Linked DNA regions of Homo sapiens: region 1 is linked to region 2. Evidence: chromatin loops called from intact Hi-C (ENCODE). Cell type or tissue: K562. All regions are shown on one strand. Links, peaks and the distances in the headings refer to the core of each region. The heading gives the core; the rest is flanking DNA.

Evidence for each region. Peaks named below come from ENCODE experiments on the same cell type or tissue, not always from the same donor. Only the 100,000 strongest peaks of a DNase experiment are listed, where the experiment ranks them.
Region 1: it touches region 2 in a loop (5-fold over the local background); 22 of 110 quality-filtered maps call a loop at or near these places.

What each region holds. Positions count from the first base shown.
Region 1 is chr10:72,054,494-72,068,897 of GRCh38, forward strand. It overlaps SPOCK2 (SPARC (osteonectin), cwcv and kazal like domains proteoglycan 2), which reads right to left. Exons shown (of 11, transcript NM_001244950.2): 6 at 13,694-13,808; 7 at 13,120-13,239; 8 at 12,409-12,627; 9 at 9,685-9,747; 10 at 8,532-8,669; 11 at 4,541-8,412. The coding sequence ends at 8,267. Among named protein-coding and RNA genes, the nearest start is that of SPOCK2, 27 kb to the right of the region's middle. In K562, for the core only: a CTCF peak has its summit at 7,191 (motif pointing left); a DNase peak (open chromatin) is centred at 7,188; H3K27me3 peaks cover 898 bases.
Region 2 is chr10:72,320,898-72,335,301 of GRCh38, forward strand. It overlaps DNAJB12 (DnaJ heat shock protein family (Hsp40) member B12), which reads right to left. Exons shown (of 9, transcript NM_017626.7): 9 at 11,966-13,720. Among named protein-coding and RNA genes, the nearest start is that of DNAJB12, 27 kb to the right of the region's middle. RefSeq lists enhancers at 1-168, 1-337, 771-1,970, 1,933-1,982, 7,681-7,880 and 2 more and silencers at 1,634-1,928, 11,164-11,413. In K562, for the core only: a CTCF peak has its summit at 7,587 (motif pointing left); a DNase peak (open chromatin) is centred at 7,584.

The DNA of each region.
Region 1 (14,404 bases), core at 6,232-8,731, 270 kb before region 2:
ATCGGGCTGTTCATCTGTGTCCTCTGAAATATCCTTCACCATAAATGGGTAAAGGTGTCTCCCTCAGTTCTGCAAGGCTCTAGCAAATTAACTGAACCTGAGGAGGGAGTATGAGAACCCTGATCTGTAGCCCATAGGTCAGAAGCACAGGTCAGAACCTGGGGCTGGTGACGGGCATCTGAGGTGGGGGCAGACTTGTGGGACTGAGCCCTTTTTAAAATTGCTAAATTCATTTTAATTTTTTTTAGACAGGGTCCCACTCTCTTGCCCAGGCTGGAGTGCAGTGGTATAATTATGGCTCACTGCAGCCTTGACCTCCCAGGCTCAAGCAATCCTCCAGCCTCAGCCTCCCAAGTAACTGGGACTGTAGGTGCATGCCACCTCATCTGACTAATTGTTTTGCTTTTTTGTAGAGATTGGGTCTTACTCTGTTGCCCAGACTGGTCTCAAATTCCTGGCCTCAAGACATCCTCCCATTTTGGCCTCCCAGTTCGCCACTGTGCCTGGTGGGACTGAGCCCTGACCTGCACGATGTGTCACTCTCTCCAGGCAGTGTAGGAATTGAATTGAATGTGGGACAGCTAAGTGGTGTCCCCTGGAGAACAACTTGGTGTGTAGAGAAAAATCCCCACACATTTTGGTGACCAAAGGGGAAGTATTGTGTGTTGACAGAGTGAGAGTAGAAGAGAAAAAAATAGTTTCGCTTTTTTTCCCCCTCAGATAGACTATAAAGGAGATTGAGGCCAGGCACGGTGGCTCATGCCTGTAATCCCAGCACTTTGGGAGGCCAAGGCGGGTGGATCACTTGAGGTCAGGAATTCTAGACCAGCCTGGACAACATAGTGAAACCCCATCTATACTAAAAATACAAAAAAAAATTAGCTGGGTATTGTGGTGTGCACCTATAATCCCAGCTACTTGGGAGGCTGAAGCAGGAGAATCGCTTGAACCCGGGAGGCGGAGGTTGCAGTGAGCTGAGATCACGCCATTGCACTCCAGCCTGGGCGACAGAGTGAGACTCTGTCTCAAGAACAAATAAATAAATAAATAAAATTAAAATAAGGAGATTGAGAGGAGATAGTGCAGGGAGGGGCCTCCTTCCCCACCAGCGCCAGGGAAGCAAATATTCCTGGGAGACTTGGAAGGCATCCACCCTCCCCTCTACTGGCATGGCTGGAATCAGAAGAGGATGGGCAGCGGGAGCAGGAGCTTGACCTCAAGGGTCAGCCCAGCTTTCTCTAGAGGCTGACCCATCCCACAGGGGTGCATCAAGGATGCCCACCCTTCCAGAGAAACAGTGGCAGAGTCACACCAAATGTGCAATGTGAGAGAGAGAGAGAGAGAGAGAGAAAGCAAGACAATCCCGAACCTAACAAGACATTTTCTGGACTCGTACCTGTGCATGTTTTTTGTTTTTTTGTTTGTTTGTTTGTTTGCCTGTGCACGTTTTCACAGACTCACAACACTGGACAACTGAGTCCAATCCCCTCATCTTACAGATGGGGAAACTGAGGCCCATGGAGAGGTGCTGACCCAAGTTCAGAAGCAGGTCCTGGAAGAATCTCCATGTCTTACCTTCTTCTGTACTTCCCCAGTACCCACGCTCCCATCCACATTCAACCATGACTTACTGATGAAAACACAGGATTTTCCACCTTGGGCATTATCTCAGTGCGGGAGGCATGCCAGGAGTGGCTACAGCCCTGGGCAGCTGAACTTGCAGTGAGCCAGGCCTGGAGCAACACCAAGGCTCCACCACACACCCCTGCCTGAGCCAAGGTCAGCCCTGGGAAACAGAGTCTTCTCATCCATAAATGGGTCTGAGTGGCTGGTGATCCCTGCCTCGTGGAGTTGCTGAGGGGATTCAACAGCAGACGCAGCCTGGACTGGCTCACGCTTGTGATCCCAGCACTTTGGGAGGCTGAGCCCAGGAGTTCGAGACCAGCCTGGGCAACATAGCAAGACCCCCATCTCTACAAAAAGTTTAACAATTAGCTGGGCATGGTAGCACACACCTGTAGTTCCAGCTACTAGGGAGGCTGAGGTGGGAGGATTACTTGTGCCCAGAAGTCTGAGGTTACTGTGAGCTATGATCTCACCACTGCACTCCAGCCTAGGTAACAGAGTGAGAAACCTTCTCTGAATAATAATAATAATAATAATAATAATAATAATAATAATAATGTAAAGGACATAGGGCATTGAAGGGAACATAGAAATGTTTGTTTTTTCCTCTCCTCTCCCTCACCTATTTTGCTCAAAATATAAAAAGTTCTGGTTTTTGTTTGTTTTTGGTCAAATACACCCCCTCACCTCTCTGAGCTCTCCACAAAGGTGGCGGGTGGGAGGGAAATGCTGCCTGTAGGACTCTGTGTGCAGTCTGGGTTTTTTCTTTCAGATTTGTTCCCAGGACCCAGTTATTCACCGGAGAGAAGTCAATACATAGACCCTGTTCCCAGGAGGCTAAATGCTGAGGGAAAGCAAGGTGCCAGGATGCGGTGGGCACATGGGGAGGCCTGGTTGAGGACGGTGCTGTGCCCAGGGAGGGGGTGGGCAGGGGGTTCCCACGCATCTGGGCTCCAGCAATGGTTTCCCGAACGGCCGCAGCCACGTCTGTACTGCAGGTTGACACCTGGGCCTGTCCCCGGCAATGCTCTGTTTGCTGTTGGGCCAAGGAACCCTGGGAACCCAGGTTGACAGGACATGGTGACAATGGAAGGATTGTTCCAGAAGCCGGGGCCCTGGCTGGCCTCTGGCTTCCCGTCACCTGAGCAAATGTCAATCCGCCAGGTACAAAAGCCAACATTTCCCTGACGGTTGAAGACGCTCATTCAGAAGGCCTCCCCCTCAGCAGGCTGCAGGCTCCTCCTAGCCACTCCGAATCCGAAACCGCTGTTCTCATCACCATCCCTTTCATCCTACATGCTGGGAGCAGCCCCTTGGCAAACCCCATCGCTCCTCACGCCACCTTCCAGAAAGCTCCTGAGCCTCCAAGTCTGAGCTTGCTGGTGGCATTGAGACACAATGAATGGCAGAAAAGCTCCCTTCCTAAGGAGTCGTTCCAGCCAGACGGGCAGAGCGTGCCCTGGCTGCAGGCTGGCACCGGGGGCTTTCGCTGTTTGGAAAGCACGGGGGCTGGTTACCACAGGTGATCCATCCAGCAGATCCTGGCCCAAGGCCACAGTTAGCAAGCTCCAGGGCTAGAGATTAGAGCTCCTGTGCCCAGATTCCATCCCCCTCCACACCGCAAACAATTTGTTAAAAGACACGTCTAGTGAGGGGTTGGCAAGGCCCAAGAGAAGAAAAGTCACAGAATAATGACGACAGTCCCCCAGCTCAGATAATCCCAGAAATAAAAGTAAGACATTTAGGTATTCTTCTGCCACACTGGCCAGGCGTGGTGGCTCATGCTTGTAATCCCAGGACTTTGGGAGGCCAAGGTGGGCAGATCAGCCTGGCCAACAGAGTGAAACCCTGTCTCTACTAAAAATACAGAAATTAGCCGGGTATGGTGGCACACACCTGTAGTCCCAGCTACTTGGGCAGCTGAGGCAGGAGAATCGCTTGAAGTGGGGAGACGGAGGTTGCAGTGAGCCGAGACTGCACCACTGCATTCCAGCCTGAGCAACAGAGCAAGACTGTCTCAAAAAAAATAATAAAAAATAAAAATACATAAAAAAATAGAATCATGGGCCGGGCATGGTGGCTCACGCCTGTAATCCCAGCACTTTGGGAGGCCAGCACGGGAGGATCACTAGAGGTCAGGAGTTCGAGACCAGCCTGGCCAACATGGTGAAACCCCGTCTCTACTTAAAATACAAAATTAGTCAGGCATGGTGGCGGGTGCCTGTAGTCCCAGCTACTTGGGAGACTGAGGCAGGATAATCACTTGAACCTGGGAGGTGGGGTGGCAGTGAGCCAAAATCGTGCCACTGCACTCCAGCCTGGGCGACAAAGCGAGACTCTGTCTCAAAAAAAAATTTAAAAATTAGAATCATAATGCTAACAAGCATGTAAGGGCCCGATACATACTCCACTAGCGGCGCTGTCTCAACTGGTTTTACCTTTCTCACAAGCCGTTTGCTAAGAGGTGGTTGAAGTCTTTGAAAAGCTCATACCCTGGATGAAAATGCTCTGGAGTTGGATTGTGGTGACGGCTGTATGACACTGCGAACGTACTAAATGCCACTGAATTGTACTGTACTGTATTTTTATCTTTTAAGAGATAGTCTCCCTCTGTTGCCCAGGCTGGAATGCAGTGGCACGACCATAGCTCACTGCAGCCTCAACCTCCTAGGCTCAAGCAATCCTTAGCCTCACCCACTGCCCCTCCTTCTCAGCCTAATTTTTTTGTTTTGATAGATACGGGGTCTCACTATGTTGCCTAGGCCAGTCTCAAACTCCTGGGCTCAAGGGATTGTCCTGCCTCAGCCTCCCAAAGTGCTGGGATTATAGGTGTGAGCCACCACGCTCAGCCATAAATGCTGTTTTCGTGAAAAATAATACCAAGGGTAAGAATAATCAGAGTATTGCCAGCAGATGGTGTTTATAAAGTTTTTATTTTCCATTTTCTTAAAAATAACATTTGATTTCCTTTATGCATGTGTGGAGTGTACTTGTTTCCTTAGGCTGAGTAATAGGCAGATAAAGACGACACGAGGCAGGGTCCCCAAGTGGAGGCGGGGCGGGACGTGAGAGGATGGGGGCGCAGGGGAAAGGCAGGGCTGGATGACTCACGGGACTCTTGAGTGCCCATCAACGCACACGCACACAGTCTAACACTTTGTTTTTCAATTTTTTAAAAGACATCTAAAATTACTGAGAGATACAATTTCAGCAGTTAAATCTACAGACGGAAATCCAAGCACTTGAACACAATTCCTAACTCTAAGCTCAGTTATTGCACATCACACAGTTTAAGCAGGCTTCAGGCTGGAAAGCAGTTTGCTCTGCTGGGAACTTCCTCGGGATGTCTGGGTCTCCTTCTGTGGTGTCTCTCCCCTGGGACTGCCGCCAGCCCGCAGCCTCTCGACGACCCCAGGTATCAAAGCTCAGCCATTTGTTCTCCCCAGGGGCTGAGGGCTCGGGCTTTGGTGAAGCAGAGGGTCCCCGTGTTGATGCCAACGGACCCCACCCCCTCCAAAGTGAAGTTGGAAGCAGGTGAAGCTCATGGAAGGCTGAAGGCAGGCGGGCTGGAGTGAAGGGGGGTGACCACCCCCCACGTGTGGGACAACAGGGGGCAGTCAAGATGCCGCCACCCACCACCCCTCCCTTCCAAGCTCCCAGGCCATGCTTCCTTCTCCATCACCCTTGGACCCTCTCTGAGTGGTCTCTCAAGGCACATTTATTTTCTCTGCTGCAACCTACCAGATCTGACATCCACCTCCCCCAGCACCCATGGGCCAAGGAGGCCTGGGGCAGCCAAGGGGAGTTCCAGGACCAAGCAAGCAAGAAACCGTTCTTTGAACACATGGTTAAGCTTCTTCCAGCATGGCCCTAATTCCCCTACCTGCCTAAGCCAGGGGAGTGGGGGCAGGAAGGAGCGAGGCATCGAGGAGAGGGCACTGGAGGGGCTGGGTGGCAGGCCCCTTGGTCAAGGTCACAAATCAAGGAGCTGAGGAAGGACCGATCTGCAACCTTGCTCATGAGGAAACCTTAACCTTGTCTAACAAAAAGCCACTTTGAGGCCGCCCTTCAGCTCCACAGGGAGCTGCTGTTTTGTCTACCTTTTGAGGGGACCAGTCTCAGTAGGGCGAAAGGCAGTGTGGGGGCTTCGGAAACAGGCAAGGCTGGACCCCTGCAATCCTACCAGAGGCTAGTTCAGTCCCTTTTGCTTTCTTCCTAAAACATATTTACAAGGACACACAAACGTGCACAGCCAGAAGACCCAGAGACAGAGAGAGCACGTGTCCCAGGAGCGGAGGGTGACATCAAGAGGACAGGGGACACCCTTCCTCTGAACTCCTTCCTTCCCCAGGCCCCCCAGCATCCTTAACAACCCCCACCCCCACCCCGAGGAGGAAAGTTCCAGAACTCCAGCTGGGACAAATGGAAGAGATAGGTAGACTCCAATCCTAGCAAGAGCAGAAGTTTCAAGTAGCTCCGAGTCAGAGGCGCGGCTGCCTCAGAGAGCAGAGGGCTGATGTGGAACAGCATTTCCCTGAACTGAGCCGGGGCTGGAGTGGGGAGGTGAAGGACAGAGAGAGGACAGGAGAAAGAGGGGACTGGGGGACCTGGAACGACGCGACACCTCAACAATCAGAACTGGGCTGCGGAATGGGAAGCAGTTTATGGAGTTAAGTGGGGCTCTGCTATTTCCCCCAAGAAGGACTCGGAAGATGTTGATTCCAGGGCAGAGTGAGGGGCAGACAGGATGAGGCTCTTCTGTAAAGTCCAACAGACGCTCACAGATGCTGGGAGGCTGGGGACTGCCAGGTTGGGAGCCTCACCCAGAGAGCCTCACTGCATTGACCCCACACCCACCACTCACCCAGCACACAGGGGGCCTCTCCTCACGCTCCCAGGCCACCAGGATGGCCCCCAGGTTCACACACAGGCACACGCACACACGCTGCACTCACCACGCACTGAAGGGCATCACAGCCCCAAGTCTGGGTAAGAAATTCTCCACCAAAGGTGTTAAGGAATTTGCTTTGCTGAGGAGAACTGGATGGGTGGGGGAAAACAGCAACAAACAAACAAAAGAAATGCACAGGGCCTCTTCTCATCTGGTGAGATGAGCTCACACTGCTCAGGGGATGTTGGGGAACAGCGAGGTGTGAGGTGTGGCCTCAGAGCCCGGCTGCACCTGTCCTGTTCCCTCTGACTTCTCACTTTTCCACATTGCAGGCTTCAAAACAGAGCTTGGGGAAGCCCCTCTGCGGGGCAGCCCTAGGGAATCCTCAGAGGGGCCAGAAGGAAGCCCTGGGGGCTGAGGGAAGTGGGGCTGGACATGGCCTGTGGGTGGCTCTCCCCTGGCAGGAGGAAGATCATGGTCTCAGAGTGCGGAAAGGCTGCAGCTTTCGGCAGCTGCTTCTCTCCGGGGTCTCAGGGACAGCTCTCTCTGTTGGTCTGGGCAGGACAGGAGTGTTAAGGGTCAGGGAGGAGGTGGGCACACACCCCCTTAGCCTAGACCCAGGCTCCTTGCCTGCTGCTCCTGGCCCTCAGGCGCCCTCAAGTGGATGAGGGGACCCCAGCAAGGGGGATGGAGGCAGGAGTTGCACCAAGGGGGAGCCAGGCAGAGGTCAACTGTGTAACCACCACCCAGTGTCCCCAAGAGAGCAGCCCAGATCATGGCTCCACCACGAGACCCAGAGAAAAGGGACAGGCTATTCCAGGGTCTAGGATTCAGAGCTGCCCCATCTCAACACCTAAAAGCTCCCCCAGGCTCTGCAGCCACAGCCTCCTCCTGCTGAGCCGACCCCCTCTCCTCACCCTGTTCTACCTGCACCACCTGGGCCACCTGGGACAGACCTCAGACAGCTTGGCGAGGCACCCTGTCCCTGGCCTCTCAGCTGCTGCCCTCCTCCTCTGCCGCCACCACCTTCATTCTCCGCCTTGGGTTAGGAGAGCTTCTCTAGTGTTTGGGGATCCGGCAAAGGGACAGGGCTTGCTGTGGCTGGGCGTCCTGGCCCGTCTCATCTGAGGCTGGTGGGGATGTCACACCACATCGGCCCAGTTTTGGGAGGACCTCAGCTGGTAGACAGCTCCCTGCCCCTCCCTCCCCTTTGCAATGGGGACAGGCTCGCAGGCCAGAGCTTGACCTCAGAAGCAAGAGGGAGAAGGGCAGACAGGGGTCGGTTGAGCCAGGGTAGAAACCAAGGGGAGCCAGGGTAGAAACCAAGGGGTCAGGGCTGGGCTGGAGGACACGGCTGGGGGATCTCATTTCATGGATTTTGACCTGTCAATTTGTATTTGTGTGTGAATGTATTTTAAAACCAACAACAAAAGGAAAGAAAACAGCTACAAGGAGGCCGAAGGGGCCTTTGGGTGACTCACTCTGCCAGGAGCAGTGTGGATCAAGGACACATTTGTCAGCGCATGCCACACACACACACACATACACACATGCATGCACACATGCACTCACACTGTCACCCGTCCCAGCCATCTGTGCCACACACATGCCATGCACACTCACACTCCCAGTCCCCCCAGGTGGAGCAGGGTCCTTCTGACTGCATTTCTGGATCCGTTCTCGAAGTTGCCTGCTGCTGCTCAGAGCTCTGCTGTTGAGTCCCCCCCGGCAGCCGGCTCCTGAGGGCGTCTACCAGATGTAGCCCCCGTCGTCAGCCTCGCCTGCCTCGCCCTCCTCCTCCTCGGCCTCCTCGCCTGCTTCCTCCGTCTCCTTCTCCTCCTCATCCTCCCAGCCGACACCGCTTCCAAAGTCCCCCGAGAAGCCCACGATGTCATCTGTGAGGGGATCAAGCCAACAGGGGGTGAGGGAGCTTCTGGCACGCACCCCCCAGCATCCCACGACAAGGGCCCCCAGGCCTGGGCCCCCAGCAGGCCCTGAGCTGCCCAGCCCGTACCGCAGTCGGGGCTCCCATGCGTGCGCGTGCCAGTCAGCTCCAGGCCCAGCTGGTCCACACACCAGCAGTCACCGCTGCTCTGGTCACACTGCATCTTCCGGTAGTAGCCATCCTCGTCGCAGCTCGGGATGAAGATGCCTGAATGAGACAGTGCCAGGCAGGGTCAGAGCAGGGGCCCAGGCTGTGGGCCCCTCAGAGAGGTGACCTCAGGTCCTCATGCATGAGCAGAAGTCTATACACCCCCAGAGCCCAGCCAGACCGGGTGCTGACCCCCCAACAGGCCCAGATGCTGAGAGCTGGACACCAGCCAGCAATTCTTTCGGCTCTACTCGCTGGAGATGAGGAAACCCGCTTCCTTGAACCACTGCTCAGGCCCCTGTGCTAGCTCCCAGCCGCCCCATCAGTTTCCCTGACTCCATGGCCCAAGTCTTCTAGGACAGCCAGTCTGACTTCACCAGGTTTGACACTCTCCATCCTCCCACAGTTCCGCCGGCCTGGCTGTCCCCTGCTAGGAAGGCCCAGCCTTCTCCTCCCAGCCACTCTGAGTCCGACCTGCCTCCGGGGCCCACTTGCTTTCCTGCAGGCTCCCCAGCTGAAGCTCCCAGGCGCCTGTGTACAGGTCACACTGCTAGTTCTGTCTTTTTAGTGTGTCCATTTGTGTGTTGTGTGTTTCCGGACTGGCCCGAGCTAAAGGGTTATGAGGCCAGGGAGTGCATCCTTCTTGCCATCCGCTCAGAGTTGGGCTGGGTCTATTGCTGTTGTATCTCTGGGGCCGGCCCCCAGGTGTTTATGGAGCATGTGAGTGAGTGTCACTCAGGGAGTGGCCTCACTAAAACATTAGTCACACCCTTGCTGAAGGAAACTGAACTCAGTGGAGGGTTCCAGGATCCTTCTGTATCCCAAACTCTAGCTCCAGCATGGATGGGCATAAAATTAGTGCCTAAAACACACTTTTCCCGGGGCAGATTGGGAGTCCCTGCCCCACCACAAGGATAGACACAGGAAGGGGGCAACCCTCTTCTGTCTTCCTAGGCCAGGGCCTCCTCTGGGCTCCATGTCTGCCATGAGGCCCAAGGCTGGAGGCCCTGGGTCTCAGACAAACCCAGGAAGCCGTCCCCACCTCCTCCTCTGAGAGCCTGGTCTGGCCCCTCACCTGGCTTCTTCTTGGCGGCCTCCTGGATCTGGATGCGCTCCAGCTCTGCCAGGCAGGGGGGCTCTGTGGGGAGAGAAGCAGCCTCTGATGGGACTGTCCCCTGGTGCTGGGGGGATGCACTGAGCCCTTCAAGGCTTAGAGACCCAGGCAGGGGCTCTGCAAGATGAAAACACCCCGTTTCTGACACGGGGTCACCCCACAGCAGGGGTGGGAAGTACAAGGGTTCTATGGCACGAAAACGCTCACTCTCTATTTAGGGGAGCTCATTCCACAGCTGTGGATGACCTGAGGTCCCCAAGAAGTCCTAGGGACCCATGAGAGGAGTAACAGGATTCAGAAGAGGAGGTGGGGTGAACACACAGACACCCAAGTATGAGAGAGCCCAGGGGAACGTAATGCTAGAGGGAATGTTAGAGAGAACTCCCAGGCCTGAAAATACAGCCACGCGCTACACAACAACACTTCAGTCAACAATGGACGGTGGCCCCATAAGATTACAACACTATTTTTACTGTACCTTTTCTATGCTTAGTTATGTTTATTTTTTTATTTTTTATTTATTTATTTTTTTGAGACGGAGTCTTGCTCTGTCACCCAGGCTGGAGTGCATTGGCGCGATCTCGGCTCACTGCAAGCTCTGCCTCCCGGGTTCACGCCATTCTCCTGCCTCAGCCTCCCGAGCAGCTGGGACTACAGGCGCCCGCCACCACGCCTGGCTAATTTTTTGTATTTTTAGTAGAGACGGGGTTTCACCCTGTTAGCCAGGATGGTCTTGATCTCCTGACCTCATAATCTGCCCGCCTCAGCCCCGCAAAGTGCTGGGATTACAGGCATGAGCCACCGCGCCCAGCCTTATTTTATTTTTTGAGATAAATAAAATAAATTTTTGCTCTCGTCGCCCAGGCTGGAGTGCAACGGCACGATCTTGGCTCACTGCAACCTCTGCCTCCCGGGTTCAAGTGATTCTCCTGCCTCAGCCTCCCAAGTAGCTGAGATTACAGGCACCTGCCACCATGCCTGGCTAATTTTTGTATTTTTAGTAGAGACAGGATTTCACCATGTTGGTCAGGCTGGTCTCAAACTCCTGACCTCAGGTGATCCACCCACCTCGGCCTCCCAAAGTGCTGGGATTACAGGCGTGAGCCACCGCGCCCGGTCTATGTTTAGCTATGTTTAGATGCACAAATGCTTACCATTGTGTTACAACTGCCTGCAGTATTCAGCACATAACATGCTGCACAGGTTGTAACCTGGGAGCAATGGGCCAGGTGCACAGGAGGCCGCACCACCAAGGTCTGTGTAAGTACTCCTATGATGCTTGCACAGTGACAAAATCACCTAATGATGCATTTCTCAGAATGTATCCCCCTCGTCAAGTGACGCATGACTGTAACCGGCAGCCAGCCTCTAACTTGTCTGCGACCTTGGGAAGTCCCCACCTCTCCAAGCTGGAAGCCTGCCTGGTTGTAAAATGAGGACAGTTCCCGGCCTCCTGCCCAAGAAAGTACAGAATGGATGGAGTGGCCTTCAAAGGCCCAGAAAGTCAAAGTGCTGGAGTGATGCTGGTCGCAGGAGGGCTGGGCAGTCAGAGTGGTGAAACAGATCACAATACCACACATTTGCAGAGGGATTTGTGAATTACACGGTGCTCTGCACAGATTTTCTTGGCTCATCCTCACAACAGGCTCCAAGATAGGTATTGTTATTTCCTGACGCAGATGAAGAAGCAGAACTCAGAAAGATGTGGTCACTTGCCGGGGGTCCCTGACTAGCGTATGGTGGGGCCCGGGCTGAAGCTTTGGGCCCTGACTGCCGATCCCCCACCAAGATGGGGAGAAGCATCCAGTGAGGAACACCAGGGCTTCCCCAGCTCCAGCCACACAGGTCAGGTGAGCCTGGGGACCTCCATTTTCCGAGATGACTCTGGTTTGAAAGCTCTGGTTTCAGGTATATTCAGCTGAGAAATTTCATCACATCTCTAAGGCTGATGACAACGTATGTAATCACTTATTGGTGGCACAAAATTTAAGATGTGCCTAAAAGAAGAATCACCGAGAAGCAAATGCATCTTCACCTCTAAGACCCTCACTTGTACAGCCCCTTCCCAAGCCCTCTGAGGGGCCCCAGAAAGTTTACATTCGTTATTTTTCATATTCTTTCTTTCCTTCTTTTTTTTTTTTAATAGGTTCTTGCTCTGTTGCTCAGGCTGGAGTGCGCTGGCACAATCTCAGCTCACTGTAGCCTTGACTTCCTAGGCTCAAGCAATCCTCCCACCTCAGCCTCTCAAGTGGCAGGGACCACAAATGCATGCCACCATGCCTGGCTATTTTTTTTTTTTTTTTTCACAGAGAGGAGGTCTCCCTGTATTGTTTGGGCTGGTCGCCAACTCCTGGGTCACATGATCCTCCCACCTTGGCCTCCCAAAGTGCTGGGATTTCTTTTTTAACTCTTTCTTAAAGAAGACCTCCAAAAGTATATAAGCTTCAGGACCCACAAAATCTGGATCCGCCTGGGAGCCTGCCAAGGAAGGGAGCTGAAAGTGTTGGCTTCCCTGGGCCTTAAGGGATGAAGCCCTAAGGGAGTGCAGGAAGTGGGCAAGCTGGGAAAGTGCTGGGCCTGGGGACGTAGCCAAGAAAGAGCCACTCTGACTTCCCAAGAGAGCCTGGAACTTCGGGTAGAGCCCACACGGGTGAGGCAGGGGCCTGGGAGGGGGGCTGCACTCACTCTCCCTCCAGAAGCAGAAGCACCACTCAGCAGTAGAGACCCGGCCATCCTTGTAGGTGTCACAGGAGTTGAAGAAGGGACGGATGCAGACCTCGTACTTGTCCAGGTTGATGGCGGCCAGCTCCGTCTGGTCCAGGAAGAGGTCAGCACTGGTGTCCAGCTTGGAGAACATCCAGCCAATGGAGTCCTTGCAGCTGGCCCCCAGGCTCTTGTCCAGCCCTGGGAAAAGATCAGGTTCAGGCACGCTTCATCTGGCTATTCAGCCGTTTCTCCAGCCCTCCATCTCTCCGCCTCGCCATCAGCCCCAGCCCTCTATTCTGGGTCTGGGCAGCTTGGAATCTAACCATGGGATTGAGAAACTCGAGAACGGCGAAAGGTCCTTCCTTCCACCTCCACATAGGACTATGCCTGAACCATTCAAAACCCGTTCTGAAAGCCCTGCAGGGAAAAGAATTCCTGCTTTCCCTGGGCTACCCATGTCAGGGTTTAAGCTCCCTCCACCCATGTTAAGTTCTTCCTACTAGCTAACTGGTATCCCTCCTGCTCTGGTGGAAGCCGACTTCTTTGGGGTGAAGGTTCTTTTGGGGCCCAGATTGTAGGGCCCAGAGTCTGGCAGGAAGGAACAAGGGCAGACTGGCCCAGCATACACCTGTGTCCTCAGCCCCTTCCCTATTTCCCTCCCTCCTCCAGGCAGAGCAGCAAGCTTCCTACCGCTGGCCGGGCCGGCTACACTGCTGGCTGAGCCATTCTGCTTGGAGTTCTCATGAAGGAGCTGGAACCAGTCCCGCAGCCGATCTCCCAGGTCAGCCAGGTCCTGACCGGTGCAAGTCTCTGCAGAACAGAGAGAAGGCATGGAGGGCGAATGTGCAGTGGAGCAGCAGGCTCGATCTCAGTCTGGGATCCTGCCCTACAGGCCAGGAGGCTGGGCAGGGGTCCGGGAGGCAGCAGCAGAAGGGAAGGTGGAAATCGGGGGCTTCCTCTCGAGTCCTCTCCCATTTCCCACCACCCACTCCTTCCTGGCATGAAAAACACACAGCCCAGGTTCCTTGTGGCTGAGTCCCTCCCTCTGCCCACCTTCCAGGCACCCAGGGGAGAAACGAGGGCTGAGCCCACGCCTCCTGCTCTGTGTTAATCTGGGCCTCTGACCTCACAGCTCCCTCAAGCTTTCTGCATTTTTGCCACTTCCCTCTTGCTCTGCACACCTCTTCTACCACCCTAGAGCCCTGAAGGAGGTGCCAGGTGGCCCTTCAGCACCCCTAGCCTGGTGGCCCAGCACTGTCCTCACCTGGTTTGCCATCGGCGGTGGAGGTGGCAGCCTGCTCCGTGGGGCAGGGGCAGGGGCCCTCGCATCGCACCGCCAGCTGCTTGCTGCTCAGGCACGCCTGTTGCTCCAGCTTACACTGCACATGGGGAAAGGTGGAACAGGGGACTGAGGGCTTACCCCAGGGGTCCCCACAGCTGGGGACACCCTCAAGCCTCTCATGGCAGCCACATCTGCCTCCCCCCATGGAGTGCCCATGAACAGCCTGAAGGGTCCTCTTGGTTCCTCTGCAGACTGAGGTGCACGGTGGAGAGAAGCAGGGCCCGGGAAGCAGGGCTCAGAGCTGGTCCTAGCCATGCAGGCTCCCATGAGCCTGCTCGGCCCTCTCTAAGGATTTGTCCCTCCCAGGACACCTGTCTCCCCTCCCCTGCCCCTGTCACCCCTCCCCTGCCCCTGTCGCCCTTCCCCTGTGTTAGCTGTCTGTTGCCCCCCTGGCTCTCATGGCCTGTTCCTTGGTCCCTCTGTAATCAGCCATCAGCCCTTCCCTCAATGATCTCCCCCCAGTCACCCCAGTGGACTTTTCTCAGTTCTCCTGATAGGACACAGCACCGCCTATGGAGCATCTAACAATTCCTCGGCCTTCGCTAAGAACTGCTTCTGCCACAGCTGCCTGCTAAAGCCAGGTTCTGACCAGGGCCTTTTCTCCTGGTCATATCTCTTTCTTCTCATGGGGCG
Region 2 (14,404 bases), core at 6,175-8,674:
GGGACTGTCAGGGGATGAGTCAGATAACGGTGGGGAAGGCGCAGAGAGGCAGAAAGCAGCTCTTACTAGAGCGGGGCCCATCTGGCTGATGCAAGGCTTGCACTTTGCATGTAACCCCAGCCGGTACAAACAGGGATGGCTCCGGGAAGCGTGAGGAGCAGGGGGAGCAGAGAAGTCCCCAACCCTACCCGACAGCCGGGGTGTGGGATCCAGACTGGCAGCTTAGGAGTCTGAGCAGCTGGGGCTCTGTCCAGGCTCTGCTTCCCCAGCTCTGCGAGCATGACAGCAGGTTCCTGACCCCTCTGATCCGGCTGCCTTTTCTGTCACTCAGGGGTTGCAGTACCTCCCTCACCTAGCTGAAGTTGGAAGTGAAGGTGGTAACTCCCAGAGGGAGTGGAGCCCTTCCGTGTTTCTGGGAGGGGTCTGAGGGCTGGCCGGGGGGGTCCGGGTGGGGGAGGTGGGACCAGACAGGAGGAAGGCAGCCCTGGCCAAAGGCTCAGCATATTCCATAGTCACCTCAGGCAGGGGGTTCTAGGGGCTCCTCCCAAAAGAGTCAGAGACCCCTGCACCCTCAGCCGACCCCAGGCATGACAGACCCCGCCTCATCCCACAGTGCACAAGGAGATCACACTCAGATCTGGGCCCCAGTCTGGCGTCTGCCCCAGGCCAGCTGCATGACCTTGGGCAGGTGATTGAATGTTTTTGGGTCTCCATTTTTCCACTTGTGAAATGGGGATAGCGATGCCTACTTTGTAAAGCTGTTGTGAGGCTGGGGGAAAATGAGAACGATATCAAGTGTTCACAGTAGAGGCCAGCACTGTTGTGAGCGGCAGCTCCTCTCCCTCCCCTCCCCTCCCCCTTTCCCTATCACAGGTGGGGCCAGGTGGAATGTCACAGTAAGTCCTTGGGATAGAAAGGTCTACTGACATATTCAAAGTGCCCCCGCCCCCAAGGTTTCTAGCCTGATACCATAAGCTTTGATGGCAAGAGCTCTGTTTGCTTGGGGACTTTATATGCATGATTGTATTTGACATATGACGAGGGCCATACGTGGCATCCATTATATAGATGGAAGCGGAGGCAGGAGAAGTCAAATAGCTTGTCTGGTCACATGGCTAGAAAGGGTGAGTGCCAGGATTTGAAACCAGGTCTTCCGGACTCCAGCTCATCCACCACACACCCCCTGCCTGCCTCTTGCTTTTGCCCTGGGTGTTCTCCTCTTTCCTGAGTGGCCTCTTATGATGTGGAGTCCCCGAGGCCAGGGACGGTCATGAGCATGGCTTCCTTGTCTTCCAGGGTGTGGCTCAAGCACACAGTGGGTCCTCAGTCCACCCTGCTGACCAGGGAGATGAGTCCTGGCATGAGGGAGATGACTCATGAAGCCGGGCTGGGCGAGGGTACGTGCCTGTGTCTCTGTGTGCGTGCATCTGTGTGCGTGCACAGGGAGGGGAATGAACGAGTACTGTCTGCTGGAGGCCTTCTCTCTCCAAGCTCCTACCCCATCCGGCGCTGCTCCTGAGACTCAGCCTTCAAGGGGGCTCTGAGCCTGAGAAGCAAGGGTGGGGGAGGTCTTGGCCATCTCCCTCCCTGGCCTAACGCAGGGCCTGGTGGGGGCTGTGGCTGATGGCGGTTCCATGGGAAGCCAGGTCCTCCCTGGTCCAAGGGGAAGCTCTTCGGGCATCTTCCACCAGTCTAGGCCCTGCTATTTTTAGATGCTGTCCCCTCCCCAACCCTCCCCTCCCCATCACATACCAGCTGAGGGAGGAAGTGACTCACCTCAAGCCCAGACAGGTAGAGGCAGCCTCAGTGGGCCCCGGGCAGGCCTGGTTCCTACGCTGGGGTTGCCTTCCTGGGATCACCTCAGGCCTGCCCCAACCTGGGGACAACACAGGGCTGGGATGGAGCCCAGGGCCTTTCTTGGGCTCCTCCATTCTCCATCTCACAGGACCTAACAGGCCTGGGTCTCTGATGGACTGTGGAGCCTCTGCTCAACTCAGCAGACCTCATCAGGCCTCGGACTGCACTGTGGGCCTGTGGCCGGCCTCAGCCCAGTCTGAGGGAGCCAGACAGGCGAAGGGGACTGCCTGTGGCCCCACCCTGTCTTTGTGAGTGACCAGTGTTATGGAAAGAAAAAATACCTGGTTCAGTGGGGACAGGAAAGGTGTGATGACCCTTGGGATGTGTGTCCCAGTGGAGTGGCCAGCTGTCCCAGAATGCCCAGATCTGAGGGGTTTCTGGGGACTCGGGACTCTCAGTGCTCACCAGGAGAGTCCTAGGCAAGTCAGGACGGTTGGCCACCCTGGTGCTGCATTGCAAGGTATATCCTAGCGAGAGGGCAGGTGTGGGGAGCTTGTTTTGGTTTCCTGACGGAGTCTCACCTAGTCAGGGCCGCAGGACCCAGCCCCTGGCCAGCTTGCTCTCTCAGGTCAGGGCATCACCTTGTCCATCTCAACTGGAAAGAGGCTGGGCTGGGCTGTGTGAGAACCCAGAGCCCCGGGGCAGGCTGGAAGACCTGTGAGCCACTTTGGCCAGGGAGGATAGGGGCCTGTCAACATGGGGTTGGGTGGACAGGTTAGCAGAGGCTGGGGCTGGGAGAGGAAGGGCACCTACCCACATAGGGCAGGGCAGGGGGAGGCAACCAGGAACAGCAGGAAATAATGACAGGAGCCCAGGATGTGCCTCAGGTAAGCTTGGCCCCAGGTCTGCAGACTGTCGGGTACTTGCAAGGAGGAATGGGAGACAGTGTGGCGATGGCTAACTGGCAGGCTGGCAGGGCTTGTTGGTTACTTGGAGAGGCCTCGCCAGGGTGACAACCTGGAGAACTCTCGGCTGCTCAGAGAAGTGGACAGAGGACTCCGCTGCCCTCCTAGATCAGGGTCTGGGGCTGCCTTCAGGGACAACCCAGCTCCTGGCCCTGAGGCCTGCCCTAGGGGGTTAGGTCAGGGGAGCCGTGGCTGAGGCCCAGACCTTGCTGGGGACAGCCTGCACCCCCGGCCCACCTTTGTCCTCCTCATCCACGGTCCACAGCCCAGGGTTGGGGCGGGGGGATGGTCTGTGTCCCAGGCAGCAGCTCCGACACCGCTGAGCTGGGCGACCTTGGCAAGTCACTTCTCTTTTCTGGGGCTCGATTTCCTCAGTGGTGAGATCGTGGGGGTAGATTAGGGGTCTGTTTTTTAAATATTTATTTTGGCCATGGAACCCCTTCTTCAGTCACAATTCCACCTGCACTAAACAAGAGATAACAGCGGGTGACTGAGACGGGTGGGCTGGAGCCCCGGGGGCCCTCCCACTCTTACCCCACACCCCTGGGGGCCCAGGGCTCTGGGGACACAGTTTGAGAACCCGTCTTCACAGCCTGCCGCCTCTAACACTCTGTGATTTATGCCTTCAGGACAAGGATGTTGTCCTTGTTGCCTTCTCCAGGCAGCCCAGTAATTAGACCCCAAGCCCAGCATGTTCTGGTACTATCCATTCCGTGCTGAAATCTTCAAATTCTTTCTCTCTTTCTTTCCTTCCTTCCTTATTATTTTTTGAGACAGAGTCTTGCTCTGTCGCCCAGGCTGGAGTGCAGTGGCACAATCTTGGCTCACTGCAACCTCTGCCTCCTGGGTTCAAGCAATTCTCCTGCCTCAGCCTCCCAAGTAGCTGAGATTACAGGCGCCCACCACCACGCCTGGCTAATTTTTTTTTTTTTTTTTTTTTTTTTTGTATTTTTAGTAGAGATGGGGTTTCGCCATGTTGGCCAGGCTGGTCTTGAACTCCTGACCTCAGGCGATCCACCCGCCTCGGCCTGCCAAAGTGCTGGGATTACAGGCGTGAGTCACCGAGCCCGGCCAAAATCTTCAAATTCTTAATCGCTGGTTTCTGCTGACAGTGAGGTCTGTTATGCAGAGTTCAGTAGGGCCACAGGTCCCTTGTCCCTTCTCAGGGAAGGGACCGGGCCAAAACTTTCTATGCAATGGCCAACCCTGTGGGGCACTTCCAGGTGTGTGTAGGATGTTCAGTCCCCAACAGCATGCAGGAAGGTGTGACTCCCACTGGCAGACAAGGGAGGGGCTCAGGGGTCTTAGGAGGCTGGTTACTGATACCCCTGTGGATGCAGGGCTGGGTGCCTGGACAGGAGCCCAGGTCCTTTCCTGGAGCCACAGTCTGGGGCCCTGGCCCAGGCCCAGGTTTTCCCTGGCTTACTCCGGGGGTGCTGGCACCTGCAGACACCAGCAACAGAAAGAGGCAGGAGTCGATGAGGGAGGCGGAGAGGAGGGGGACTTTCCTTCTTCTGCTGGGGGTCTGGGGCGTCCTTTTCCAGGCTGAGGAGTAGGGCTACCCATTTCCCCATCACCTTCCGGCCAGGGGCAGTGGGTAGAGGAGGAGGCCGAGATTGCACAAACAGGTATGGGAGGAGGCCAGCAGCCAGGCAGCTGGCTGGGGTCGCCCAAGGGCCGTGAGAGAGTCCCCAGTGCCCGTACTGACATCAATGGCGCCCGGAGGGACTCAGTCGGTCATCTAGCAGTCTTCTCTAGCTCTCACAACAGGCACTGGGGGTTGGGAGGAGCCAGAGGTCCCTGCTCCCCACTCCACGCGTCCCTCCCAGCTGCTGAGCTGGAAACTCGAGCCAAGTCAACAGTTCCTTGAATTGTGTTACAGCCCCGGCTGCCCCTCCAGAGCTAATAATATGGGCAGCTGCAGGACATGAAACTCGATCCTCCAGGCTCCAATACCACCCCACCGCAGCCAGGCTGGCAGGGAGTGGGCGGATGTTGGGCCCAGGGTCCTGAAAGCAGAGGCCTGGGCTTGGGATCCTGGGGTGAGGCCGGGTCCGGGAGGGGCCCCGGCCCCCCCAGTGGGGTGTTTATACAAAGTTGACATGGGTCAAGCTGAGAGGTGACAGCGTGCTGGCAGTCCTCACAGCCCTCGCTCGCTCTCGGCGCCTCCTCTGCCTGGGCTCCCACTTTGGTGGCACTTGAGGAGCCCTGCAGCCCACCGCTGCACTGTGGGAGCCCCTTTCTGGGCTAGCCAAGGTCAGAGCCGGCTCCCTCAGCTTGCAGGGAGGTGTGGAGGGAGAGGCGCGAGCGGGAACCCGGGCTGCGCGCGGCGCTTGCGGGCCAGCTAGAGTTCCGGGTGGGCGTGGGCTTGGCGGCCCCGCACTCGGAGCAGCCCGCCGGCCCTGCCGCCCCGGGGAATGAGGGGCTTAGCACCCGGGCCAGCGGCTGCGGAGGGTGTACTGGGTCCCCCAGCAGTGCCAGCCCACCGGCGCTGCTCTCGATTTCTCACCGGGTCTTAGCTGCCTTCCTGAGGGGCAGGGCTCGGGACCTGCAGCCCGCCATGCCTGAGCCTCCCACCCCCTCCATGGGCTCCTGTGCGGCCCGAGCCTCCCCGATGAGCGCCGCCCCCTGCTCCACAGCGCCCAGTCCCATCGACCACCCAAGGGCTGAGGAGTGCGGGCCCACAGCGCGGGACTGGCAGGCAGCTCCACCTGCAGCCCCGGTGCACGATCCACTGAGTGAAGCCAGCTGGGCTCCTGAGTCTGGTGGGGACGTGGAGAACCTTTATGTCTAGCTTAGGGATTGTAAATACACCAATCGGCACTCTGTATCTAGCTCAAGGTTTGTGAACACACCAATCAGCACCCTGTGTCTAGCTCAGGGTTTGTGAATGCACCAGTCGACACTCTGTATCTAGCTACTCTGGTGGGGCCTTGGAGAACCTTTGTGTCCATACTCTGTATCTAACTAATCTGGTGGGGATGTGGAGAACCTTTGTGTCTAGCTCAGGGATTGTAAATGCACCAATCAGCGCCCTGTCAAAACAGACCAGTCGGCTCTACCAATCAGCAGGATGTGGGTGGGGCCAGATAAGAGAATAAAAGCACGCTGCCCGAGCCAGCAGTGACAACCTGCTGGGGTCTGCTTCCACACTGTGGACGCTTTGTTCTTTCGCTCTTTGCAATATATCTTGCTACTGCTCACTCTTTGGGTCCACGCTGCTTTTATGAGCTGCAACACTCACTGTAAAGGTCTGCAGCTTCTACTCCTGAAGCCAGCGACGAACAACTCCAGATGTGCCGCTTTAAGAGCTGTAACACTCACCGCAAAGGTCTGCAGCTTCACTCCTGAGCCAGCGAGACCACGAACACACCAAAAGGAAGAAACTCGCGACACATCCAAACATCAGAAGGAACAAACTCCAGACGCGCTACCTTAAGAGCTGTAACACTCACCGCGAGGGTCCGTGGCTTCATTCTTGAAGTCGGTGAGACCAAGAACCCACCAATTCCGGACACAAGGCTAGCAGGGCTGACACCTATAAACTCAGTGGCTGACAGAGGCTGACATCCTTAGTGACTGAACTAGTGAGGTCTGTGGGATGATAATTATAATAAGATTTTTTTTTTGAGACAGAGTCTCGATCTTGTTGCCCAGGCTGGAGTGCAAGGGCGTGGGCTCACTGCAACCTCCGCCTCCTGGGTTCAAGTGATTCTCTTGCATCAGCCTCCTGAGTAGCTGGGATTACAGGCGTGCGCCACCACACCTGGTAATTTTGTATTTTTAGTAGAGACAGGTTTCGCTGTGTTGGTCAGGGTGGTCTTGAACTCTTGACCGCAAGTGATCCACCTGCTTCAGCCTCCCAAAGTGCTGGGATTATAGGCGTGAGTCACCACGCCTAGCCTATAATAAGATTTTTTTTTTTTTGAGACGGAGTCTCACTCCGTTGCCAGGCTGGAGTACAGTGGCACAATCTCGGCTCACTGCAACCTCCGCCTCCTGGGTTCAAGCCATTCTCCTGCCTCAACCTCCTGAGTAGCTGGGACTACCAGCATGTGCCACCAACACCCAGCTAATTTTTGTATTTTTAGTAGAGACGGGGTTTCACCATGTTGGCCAGGATGATCTCGATCTCTTGACCTCTTGGTCCACCCGCCTCGGCCTCGAAAAATGCTGGGATTACAGGCGTGAGCCACCTCACCCAGCCGATAATAAGATTTTATAAGTAAATGATACAGATGAAAAGTGCCTCCTGGCCTAGCGTGTCCATGGCGGAGGCTGGAACTCCGATCTTTGGGCTCAGTGCTTCCATGCCAAGGTGGGACCAGAGAGAGACTGAGGACTAAAGACATCCACAGAGAAGCAGCTCTGAGCACCTGCGGTGGCCTCCCAAGGCCTGTCACTCACAGCCTGAACACCATGGACACACTTGCTGCCCATGTGGCCCCTGCAGTGGTGGTAGCTGGCTTGTTTGACTTGTGGCTGGAAGCAAAATTAGGGCCCACGATGCCACCTTCTGCACGCAGGCCATGGGCTGGCAGCCAGCAGATGGCAGAGCCTGCCAGAGGTGATTCCAGGGCTTGTGGCCAGGGCAGCACTGGGGCGGCCGGGGACAGAATTGGGTCTGACTCCAGGAGTGGCTGGCCTGAGTGCTGGAGAGAGCCTCCTCCTCTACCCCTTGGGGTGGTGACCTCTTCGGACAGGAGTCCGCACTCCTCTCAATGACCAATGTTTGTGATTCTCATTTTGGCCCCTGCTACATTTGTCCTTACGCAGGGAGAGGAGACCTGGGGCCTTTTCAGCAGGATCAGCAGGACTCTGCTTCCCCCCGGAGGCAGGAAAAGGAAAAAGCCCCCGCCCAGTGCCCGTCCCATGAGCGACTGCTGCCTCCAGCCACCGTCCAGCTGGATGCACACCGTGGCTGATGGCCCTGGGTCTAAGCCCTCTAAGATCTGGGAGAAGTGTCCCCCAGCCAGGGTGTGGGTTTATGGCTGCAAAGCAGCTCCCTAGGGTGACCCTGGGCAGAGGAGTAGGCGAGGCTGGGAATGCTGCAGGTGGGGACAGTGCCTCAGTGCTGATGGGCCCTTCCTTCACTCAGCCTCCCATGGAGACCCCAGGTTGTGGTGCCCAGGCCCTGGGGCTGCAGCCCTGAACCTCTTCTCCAGGGAAGCCTTTGCCTAAGAACTACACAAATACCTCCAGAACAGGATGTGAGAGGCCCAAAAGGGCCAGGCCAGACCTCCCTGAGGAGGTGGCAGGAGGTTGGGCCCTGAGGGGTGAGAGGAACCTCAGGCAGAAGGGAACCCGGGTAGCAGGGCTCCACGGTGGAGGGAGGGGCTCCGCAGGCTGCAGTCAGGGTGGGAGGGCCCTGCACAGTATGTGGGGCCAGGAGGAGTGCAGGGGAGGTTTTGGGCTGTCAGTGTGGGGGAATGAGGCCGGGCCTGGCCAGCTCCATTCTGGCCCCACTTTCTCCATCTGAAGGAGCCCGCTGCATCCTCCTGTGCTGCCAGGCACCTGTCTCTCAGGCCTCCTCATCTGAGTCCATCAGGAAAATGAGAATAATCCAGTCGAGGTAGTGGGACTGCCAGCTGGGGTCCCTGCAGGCCCTAGCCTGATCCCTGCTCTGACTAGCACGGGCTCCAGTGGGGAGCTGCACCCTGCCTCCTCAAGGAAAAATCCAGCCAGGGAGCAGCCCTGCCCTCCCTCCCTAGGGACTTTGTTTAGACCAAATTGGTAGGAGGGTGGGGAAGGTGGACAAAATGTGGCAGGCCCTCCCCTCCCCAAGCAAAGCCCCAACTCCCGGGCTCTGGGCAGACTAGCCGTGGGGTCCTAGAGAGCGCCTGCCCGCCTGCCCCTCTTCCTGCCTGAGCCCTGGACCTTTATTTCATGCCCAAGTGGCTGTGAGAGTGACAGGAGGTCCAGGCCCTGTCCCTAGGGAAATATCTCCTTACAAGGGTCTGGGGCGGGAGTGACAGTCCTGTCTGCCCTGTTACCCCCTCCACCACATGGCCTTCTCTCAGCTTATAGAGTTAGTTGCAGCCTCCCTAAGGGCAGGCAGGCCACCAAGAAAGGTTCAGAAATGCTTGCTGAGTGAATTGCTGAGTGGACAGGGTGCAGCCAGGAGTGGAGAAGCTCAGTGTCTCTCATTCATGCCTGGGAAAGTTCTCTGCCCAAGGCCACTGGGTGGGCCTGGCATGATGACAGGTACAGACTGGGGGCCTGGCCTGGGCATTGCTCCCAAATGCGCTCACTTCTGCACTCTCCGGCCTCCGGGCCTCTGCTCATGCTGGAGCACCCACTCCACCCCCACCCCAGTACTGCCTGTACCCACCTCCTTCACAAACGCCAGTTCCTCTATCAAGAGTCCCTGGCTAGAGCCTTCACAACTGCTCCGCTCCCAGGGTTTCTACTCAAGGGCAGTCCTCGTCTCAGTCACCTTGGAGCTTTCACTGCTTGGAATGGGACTTGACACCCAGTCATTGCTCAGCTAATCTTTGTCCACTAAGGACAAACAAGAAACACCCAAATGGCACTCGCCATGTACCAGGCACTGTTCTAAGTGCTTTATATGTGGTAACTTGTTTACTCCTCACAACCATCCTATGAGGTAGGTGTTTGTATCACTCCCATTTTGCAGATGAAGACACTGAGGCAAAGGGCAGTCAAATGACACAGGAAAGCAAAAACTGGCTCCCTCCACCCTTCTAGGGTCTTTGACTGTGCTAGGAATTACATGGACAGATAAAGTGGTTAACAGGAGAAAAATCATATTTAATTACGTACATAGGCATGGGAGCCCCACAAAATATGCAATTTCAAGAAAGATCACATCTTGAGCTACAGAAAAGGAACTGGGGTCCAGGATAACCTTTGTACCTTAAAAAAAAAACCAAAAAAAAAAAAAAAAAAAAAACGGGCTGGGAGCTTCTGGTGGGTGATGGCAATGCAAGTTTGGGAGGGTGAGGGGAGGAACTGCATGGTGAGCAAAAGTTGTCTCGTTATGCAGATAAAAAGTCAGTCTCGGCCAGGCATGGTGGCTCATGCCTGTAATCTCAGCACTTTGGGAGGCTGAGGTGGGCGGATCACGAGGTCAGGAGATCGAGACCATCCTGGCTAACACAGTGAAACCCTGTCTCTACTAAAAATACAAAAAAATTAGCCGGGCGTGGTGGCAGGCACCTGTAGTCCCAGCTACTCGGGAGGCTGAGGCAGGAGAATGGCGTGAACCCGGGAAGCGGAGCTTGCAGTGAGCCGAGATTGCGCCACTGCACTCCAGCCTGGGTGACAGAGCGAGATTCCATCTCAAAAAAAAAAAAAAAGTCAGTCTCTCAGGTCTTAACAGTTGTCTGAGCAGCCCCAAGAATAATAGGCAGTTGTTGTCAATGAGTCAATCCTCCTTGGTAGGTAAGATTTCCAGGAGGGAGTTCAGGACAACTTAGGCAGATGAGGCAACTTCAGAGAAAGCCCTTCCTGCACTTGCTGTTGCTCAAGTGCCCCCAGTTTGAAGTAATCAGCACACCAAAATGGCAGATTTTGGGGTGGCATTTCCTGAACTCCTTCAGGGACACCCAAGGTCACCCAGTCAGTAAATGGCAAAGATCCAGCCTCAGCCCCCGTGGGGGCTGCGAGGCTGCCTCCTGGGGATGACGTTTCCTGGTGCAGCCAGATGGATGCCCGTGTCACTGCCAGGAGACACCTACTGGAATGGGCAGCTGCTCCCTAGGCCAAGCCCATCAGATGAAGTGCCACCATCCTCAGTGTGGCCTTTTCATCCTTTTCCACCCTCCTGGACTCGGGTCTTCTGCCCACTCTACCTGACACCAGTGGGTTTGATTTCCCTGAGTGCAGCAAATTTGGGCTCAGCAACTGTTTGTAGAATGACCACTCTGCTACAAGGACCCCAGAGACAGGCACAGTTTCTTCAAGACCCTGGGCGCCACTTTCCTCCCCCAAGCCTGTTTCCTGCTCTGGGAAATGAGCTGACTTGCTCATGTCACATGGCGTGATGTCTGGTAGGGACGCTGGGTTGCTTCTGAACCATGTCAACAGTCTATTTACCTGATTCTTGGCATGGCTGTGTGCCTGCTCCAGACGCCAGGTGACTTTGTCTGGGCAATGTGGGGTGGGGATGAGGTTACAGGCAGGTCGGGTGTGTGCTCCTTGTCCCTGGAGCAGTTTTTTTTTCTCTGGACCTGGGAGCAGCAAGGGACAAGGCTATAAGCTAGTGGAGCCAGGGAGCTGGGATGCAGTGGCGCGTTCTGCCACCTGACAGTGGGTGGGGGACACTTGTCAAAGCCTTTTTTGCTGCAGTCAGAGCGTGCATCCCACCTCCTCTGGCTCACGGCCAAGCCACACAGGGAGGGCAGGGGGGATGAGGTGGGTGAATGGGGGTGCCTGCAACGCCTCTGCCAACCGCAGCTAACAAGTGGCGGCTTGCACACCAGGGCAGGCAGTGGTGACCCTGGGCAGGGGCAGCCAATGAGCTCCCGGGCCACGGTGGCACCACTGGGCAGCCCGCCTGTCTTTGGCTGGTGCAGCCGCGGGAGGGGCCTGGGTCCGCCAGTCAGGGCTGCCGGGCCCTGTCTCTGGGAGGCCTGGGCAGATCTGCCGCTCCATTCACAGGAGCCCGACCCGACTTGGGCTGCCACATTTTAAACTTTTTCAACCTCCTGGAGAGGAGGGCGGGCTGCGGGGGCGGTTTGGGGGAGGATGGTGGGAAGGACGATGGAAACAAACTCGCAACACTTTTCCCAGGATCTGGCTCCTGAGTGGGATCGAGCTCCAGGCTGGGGCCGGGAATTTCGAATGCTCTGCGGGCACATGGCAGGCCTGAGGGTGTGGGGGGGAGGGATTGGGAGAGGGAAAAGCAGAGGGTGATGGTCGTGGCCCAGATGCCCAGCCAGGACTGGCGCTGGGGACCCCAGGGACCCAGACTGCTCAGGTCCTGCAGCCCCCCAGTCACCTGAGCACCCCTCTGCCTGGATGGAGTTAGTTCTGGAACAGCATGTGTGGCTTAAGTGGCTGTTAGCCAGGGCCAGGGGTCGGGGGAAATTCAGGCTCATCATCTAGAGCTCCTTGTGGCACAGGCTGGACAGTGTCAGCAGCAGCAGGGGCTTGTGCCCCCTCCCCCCCACCCCTTAGGCCTCCCTGCTCAATGCAGACCCACCACGGCCAGTCACATAATAAACATATATTAACAGATGTACAATTTGAGAATTCTAATTCAAGAAATACAGCTTCCAGAGGATCCTTTAGGATCTATGTTCTTATTGCACATGGCTCAGCCCGTCTAGGGACATCTACCAAGACCAGATGGTCGGGGCGTGGGGGCAGAGCACCGGGGCCACAGTGGGTAGGCACTCTGGCCACATCAGTTCTTATAATCTCTCTGGGCTGAAGTGGCTGCTTCATTGCAGGGTTGGACCTTGTTTAAAAACCAGATTTGACATTTCCTTACCGAACTTCCTTTCCCAGCAAGAATCCTATTTGTTGGGGGACTTTTAAAAAAAGAGCCGAGAGAAACTCTGGGAGGGTGGTTATCACCTCCTGGCTGGCAGCTTGGGGAAGTAAGGCTTTGGAAGACGGCGGGCGCAATGACACACCCACCGCCACAGGAAAACATGGTCATTCCAGAAGGCCCAGGAGAAACTGTGGGAATAAATAAAACCTCCCTCCTCCCACTGGCGGCAAGTGCTGTTTTAAGCAAAATCCTCATTTCAATGTGAGGGTAAGAAAACTATTCTGGTTCAGGTGTATCCTTTGTCCAAGGTACGAGAGGAGGCCTGGCGGTCACATCAACAGCGAGTGAAGACAGAGGCAGCCACGGGCACTGCCTTTTCTTCAGGAGTCGAGGAGGCTGCCCTGGGGTCCCGGCACCACTGACTGACTCGGAGGAAGAACTTTCTGAAGTCCTTGGTGCATGACTTAGGAAAAACCAGTGGCAATGATGGAGCTGTGCCCTGTGGCACCTATAAGGCAAAGCCCACTGAGGGACTTAGGGGTGGGGAAATGGTTAGGTAGATCCTGGCCCCCTCTGCAGGCCTTCCCTTCTGTGGGCAGGGGGCTGGAGGGCTCCTGGGCACCAGGACAAAGAGCCCACCAGCGCTGCTGAGAGGGGAGAGGTGGTCTCACCCAAGCAGGTCCTTGTGGGGCCTCTACTGTGACTCAATACTGACCTGGCACCTGCCTCCATGGCCTGCTCCTCTCCAGGTTAACCATAATCCTGAGGCCTTCGCGGGTTCACACTATCATGATTACTGCTGCCATCAAAACCAGGCTGGGGTTTCGGGGGGCTGTGAAAAGCTCTGATGCGACTCTCCTTATGCTGTCAGCTACAGCTAATGTCTAGCAAAAACATCACCAGGGTACCTTCCCCAAACAGGCCTCATTTTCTAAAACATGGAAGAAATCAGCTCAACAACTTAACCAAATCCCTGCAGAGTTTAAAAAGTAGACTATATATATATATATCTTCATATATGCCTATTTACATATAAATAGATATATATACATATACACGCATCTATAAATTACATTCTATGGAGAGTTCTCTTTCTTCCTCCTATCTTTGGCCAGGGCCTCTGGCTTCTCCTGAGAGGTGGCTGGTGGTGGCTCCTGTGAGGGAGGAAAGGCAGCTGGGTGCCCCCTCCCCCAGCCCTTCCCACTGATATCTGCTGCGAGTTTTACATTCTACTTTCGTTGCCATGGTTTCTGTATCCTAGGAGAGAGGCGATGCGGAGCCTCCGCCAGCCCTGCGAGGGAGGGAAGCAGCCCCATGGCAGGTTTTCTGTCTGTCCTAAGAGCTTTCTGCATTTACTGGGTGAGAGAGAGGGCAGCTGTGCAGCGTTCGGCCTCCAATTCCATTTTAATTTTGTTTCTTTGTTTGTCTTTCCTCAAATATACAGTCCATCACCTTGGCTCAGTGCATGTCACCAAAAATTCTCCAGGGATTTCATAGTCTGGGGAGGAGAGTGGCAACAGTTAGCTCGGCATTCAGGCGGCACCGGCTCCTCTAGCTTATGCCACACAAGTAGCCCCCCTTGCCACTGCACCGCTGCACCGTGCTGCCCGCTCGACCCCCACCAACCCCACTTGCGGCCTGCCCTCCTGCGGCAGCACAGAGGCAGGCACAAATGGCCTCCAGGCAGAGTCAGCCATGGATCCAGGCCGGGAGGACACAGGCAAAGGAGGGGGTGGGCAGGGCACCCACACAGAGAAGAACCTTCACTGCTTCTGCCCACACTTCTCTGGGCTTGGCTGAAGTGGCCACCTCTGGCAAACGCTGGGAACAGAGCCCAGCGCCCCCATTCGCCGGGCTGCAGAAGGAGGGAGCCTGCTACCAGCAACTCTCATTTCCCCTCCACCCCTCCTGTGCTGAGCGGCTGCGTCTGACCCTGAACTCATGACCTTCTGTTCCCTTCCTCAGACCGCAGGCGAGATGCCTGGGCAAGGCCGGATGCCTGTGGCTTCCAGGCTGCCAGGTGTGACGGCATTCGAGAGAGTGCCTCAGATCCCACCAGAGGGGGGTGGTCAGGGCCCGCGGCCCCTGCCGCCACCAAGACTGCCAGCTCCCACCCACCTCGTGGCTGCCTGTTCATCTTGCTCCATTTCCTCCTAGCTGGAGGGATGGAGAAAGGGGAGGG